2 separate regions of the Homo sapiens genome follow, and region 2 is linked to region 1. A link is a loop called in an ENCODE intact Hi-C map of the cell type or tissue named here. Cell type or tissue: mammary epithelial cell. All regions are shown on one strand. Region 1 has its middle 70 kb from the start of FAT4. Region 2 has its middle 72 kb from the start of LINC02516.

Region 1 (2,500 bases):
CAATATAGCATTTCTGTTTACTAACTTGCCTACCAAACTGTCTTTGGAGCATAATGTAAATTTATGCTTCATTAATGTCTATGTTAACTGATATTTACTTGCTCATACATTGATAATTGTTCTTCAGAATTGCTTTTCAGATTTTACATTTTTTCAAAAGCATCACATCTATCTAAATGCATTCATCTAGTAATTCGTATTAATTCTTGTGACGACATTTTGTGATGGTTACTTGAATCATCATTAAAACGTTACTTGTTTCCATCAAATAAAACATTGATGGAAAATGATTTCAGTTTGCATTACTGGATTAGAAATAGTTTCCTTCAAATTTTAAGTAGTCCAATTTCTTTCTTATGTAAGAATTATTTCCACAGTATTCAAAGTAAATTGGGACTTCTCTTTTGTTTTATATTATCTTTTTAAATTCTGTGGGTGCAACAGATTCTCATCTTGTTTCAAAATTTGTGATAATGTTTAGAATTCACAATACAATTAGATTAGGTGCTTGGAAGTCAGAATTCACGTATCTGATAGCTGAATGTAAGAGCTCTCATATCAGTCAAACTCACATGAGAAAGAAAGAAAATTTCAAGATATTCAACACTTTATTATAAAATAGGCTTTATGTTAGATGATCTGATCCAGCACCTCAAGAACGTATCACTGCATATCACTAACCCAGGAAAAGATCAAATTTCAAAATTCAAACGAAGTATGGCTTCTACTGACTGTACATTTCTTTGGCACCAACATAAAGTCAAAAAACTGTAAATAAAACTATCACAAATTGAGGACCATCTGTACTAGCATTTATAAGAAAGTTCTAATTCATTGCTAATTAAACATGTTCGAAAAGTAAATTACCATTCTTGTGATGATGTATGATTTGGCTATCTATGCATCTACAGTTCCTTATAAACCATAAAAGTCAAGGTATCAGTTTCTGCTTGGCTTAAATAGCATGCATGTTAGTGTGTACAGCCATTTTTGAAAAAGGGGTGCTTTCTGTGAAAGACAATATTAATCTCTCATCAATGGAGCTAAAAATGTCAGTAAACCATTTAAGTTTATTTTTCTTTGGATTGTCTGTCTCCATCCTGTTATTTTAGTTTTTGCATCACTAGGGGCCACTGTTGTCTTTTAAATATATTTCACAATTATGAACGTCTTTAAATACTATATCTGAGTAACTTCAAAATTGATCAATTTTAGAAATAGAAGGAGGTCATGTATTGTTTTTTAGGCAGTCTGCCTACTTGAAATGTTTTAAAATGATTTTTGAGTAATCTTAAAACAAAATGTGAAATTTTCTTTTAAAAATTGAGTCACTATATATACAAATGTAGATGTTATTCTACAAATTGATATTTATTTTACTCAAAGTCTCTGTTTATAGTTATAGAAAGATCACAAACCTACTTTCAGTGAAATGTCTTTGCAAAATAATGAATTATAAAATATGTTAATAGTAATCAAAGATAAGAAAGAATAATTAAAGCTATTGAGTGCCAAACATTGTTCCAAGAAAACTCCACTCACTATAGCATTTAATTCATATAACAACCCTATGAGTTATCTATCAATAATATTCTCAATGTATAGTTGGGGGCACAGAGGGCTTAAGTAAATGGCACAATTTACTTAACCATTTTAATGTACTTAACCAATTTAATGTAACCATTAGCATAATGTTACAACAGTTGACTAAAAAAAGTAGTAGATACAGGATATATGTGTATGTGTATGTACATATAAAAATATAGAGAATTATGTGTGTACACACATGCACACACACATTTTGATAGTGATGTCATTGTTTAGATCTACACAGCATCTGAGATTTTACCCTACTTGTAAGTTAGAAAATTAGCCTGGAACTGTTTTATATATGCTCATAAAAAAACACAAAAGTCCTGTAAAGGAGACAAAGGACTATATTACTCACAGCAAATGTAGTAGCCAGAGCTTCATATTTATACCAGTTTCCTCTGTCCTCCAGACCCACGGGTGTTTATACATGCAATGGATTGTACCGCAGCAGAGAAACATTGAGGTTGGGGAATGTATTGCTTTTATAGCAAGTGGGAACAAGCCTGCTTTCTGTCCAGGGGCAGATGCTACCTCTTCTCAAGGTTGGACACCATAATCACAACCTTGGAAGATGGCTCAAATAGCAGTCAGGACTTTGCATTTTTAGAATACCCAGCAAGAACATGCAGGAATGTTTAGGCTCCATGGCAGAGTGCCTGTTCAAACAGTCATCCATTGATTTTAATATGAAGTGGTTTTCATTTAATTTAATATTTTTATGGCTCACTCCTCAACCTCCAAAGGACAAGAAGAATGGATGACCGATGGCAATGCTGTAAAAGCAAGATAAAGAAAACTCTTCATATTTCCTCTGATTGCATTTCTTCTCATTTCTTGTAGGCAATATTGTTTGGCAGACTCAGCTTATTTTTGTTCTTGTTTTTCTAGATTGTTCCATTACATTTTC
Region 2 (2,500 bases), 760 kb after region 1:
GGAAAGCTGAACAAAGAGTGAACTTTGCCAGGCCTTTTAAAAAGCCAGCTGTATGCATCTGCTTGTTAACATGTAGCATTATTCTGAGCTGGGAATTGTGTATGCAATTCACAGTGTACATGGGCCGTTTGTCCTGGGAACATATATTGTGACTGCCAAAACTAAATAGAGTTAGCCAGTTCCCATGAGTGGAATATGATGGTCCTGAAACAAAGAGAAAAAACTGAAAATAAAAGTGACTGCTCTGATTGTTAGGGTGGAAAATGAACTGGAAACAGAAGAAAAATATGAACCGAAACTGTTTAACTATTTACAAAACTTTTAAATTTAATGATTGCTAACAATGACAAAATATTGCAGTGTACCATTTTTCATTTTGGTAAATACTTTGATAAATAACATATTTAGAATATTAAAAGTAATATATGATATTCAGTGATGTAGTATAACAAGCTATGTTATGAGTAAAAATATTTGTATTTAGTTTAAAATTATAATTAACACTTGTAATTGTTTATTTATGCTAAATATAGAATGAATCTTAGATTCTTTTGAATGACAGATTGATTAAGATTAGGTTCAGAGGCATACAGCAGAAACAACCAACCAACCAAAAAACCCAGAGAGTGCAGGCTTAAATAAATAAAAACCTAGATAAGCAGTCTAAAGTAATTGGCCCAAGGCTGGTGTGGCAACTCCAAGAAGTTTTCAGGGCCTCTAACTTCATACTCTTTATTCTTGACATCTCTCAGTTCTACTCTCTTCTTCAAGGTTGAAAGAAGCCTATGGAACTCATTATCAAATCTCTATTCTTGAAAATAGGATGGAAGAAACAAGAAATAAAGGAGCCCCCCTCCAACAATTCACACCCTTCTTCCCCTCATATGCAAATATTTGCAAATTACCTTACCCAGATGCAAATGTTTCACATAGCTGCAATCATATTGTATATGTAATATTGTACTTTCTTCTTAGTTTATAACCCAAATTTTTAATTTAATTCATAATTTCACCTATTAGTCAATCCTCATGCATTCAGTAAGTATTAATTGATTATGTTCCTTCTATGTAATGCTAGGTGTAAGTGGTGAATAAGATGTGGATTCTCTCCTCATAAAATTTACATATTTAGGGGTTAATAATCTATATAGATTACAGTTCACAGGGACATGACCTTGGACATAGAATGCCATGATATTGCAATGTGTGTTTGGCATTTATGTGTCAATTTTCCATGGATCCTGTTTGGGAAAATATGACTCCTAGTGAGAAAATGTTGATCATGAGTCTCCACTCAGTGGACGGGGATGGAATGATGCTTCAGGAAGAAATGATAAGCTCTGCTTCACAGGTCACACAGATCACACACAGAATGTATGCATTCATTTTACTAGTAAACAAGATGGTTTACTACTGATCAGCCAAGAACTCATTTCTGGGATTACCAGACTGCATTTGTGTTTTCTTATCATGTCCCTTAGTAACAATGACAGAGAGTTGCTGCAGTACCGATGATTGCCTTGAAGGCCTTCCTTGTTTTTCCCTTCCTGGGATAATTCCTTCAAATCTTTCATGATTTCTTGGAGTTTGTCTGCTTTTATTACTGCCTGCCCTTCCAATTATGACTGGGAGTTCTTATAAATGGTTCCACAGACTATGTGGAAGAAGATAACTTTGGATGATTATTAGAGAAAGTAAGGGATGTTGTTGTGCAAGTGAAACAATATTGTGTTTAAAGAATTTACAAAATTTATTTCAAGCTTAGCTGTAAAATAAAATACCTTTGCTTGTTATCTTTTGAGTAGATAGTGAACAAATAAACCAGTAATGAATTCTTAGTTTTCTAAGTTAATTTTTATTTTGGAAATTTTTTAAAAATTACAACATTCATAATTACTATAGAAAATCAGAGAAAGTTGCTAAATAGAGATGAAAAATAAGATTGCCTATAACTCAATTATTCAGGGAAAACCATTCTAAATATTTTAATGGTTTATATATTTTAACTACCTCCCTATATACATATAACATTTTTTAACACAAATTGCTTATAATTTGCCACCTGTATTACCTACTCTTATCAATCAAAATAAAACTTAGGCATCCTTCCTTACCAGCAAATATATATATTGTAGATTGTTATTTTAATGTCAACATTACTTTACTATTTGAATGAAACATTATTTATATATAGATAGCCATGTTTATTTTTTGTACTATAAATAAAACTTTAATGGAATACTTATAAATAAATGTTTACATACTTGTTAATATTTCCTTAGGAAATATTTTTAGAGATAAGATTTGTAGATTAAGGACAGCACACATTTTAGTACTTTAAAACATAAAACCAAATGGTTCTTCAAGAAAGTTGGACCAATTATAGCAATCACATCCTCAACATGGCATTTTGTTTAATCGCTGGGGATGTTTGAAAAATGTTAACTTATTTTAAAAAATTTTTATTTATTTAATATTAAGATTGAAGATACCTGCCTAT

What was found. A loop is a pair of places that touch in the nucleus more often than their neighbours do. Peaks named below come from ENCODE experiments on the same cell type or tissue, not always from the same donor. Only the 100,000 strongest peaks of a DNase experiment are listed, where the experiment ranks them.
Region 2: it touches region 1 in a loop (12-fold over the local background); 2 of 110 quality-filtered maps call a loop at or near these places.

The regions. Positions count from the first base shown.
Region 1 is chr4:125,243,681-125,246,180 of GRCh38, reverse strand. No RefSeq gene overlaps it. Among named protein-coding and RNA genes, the nearest start is that of FAT4, 70 kb to the left of the region's middle. In mammary epithelial cell, a CTCF peak has its summit at 1,126; no DNase peak of the experiment used is centred here.
Region 2 is chr4:124,485,447-124,487,946 of GRCh38, reverse strand. No RefSeq gene overlaps it. Among named protein-coding and RNA genes, the nearest start is that of LINC02516, 72 kb to the left of the region's middle. In mammary epithelial cell, a CTCF peak has its summit at 1,337; no DNase peak of the experiment used is centred here.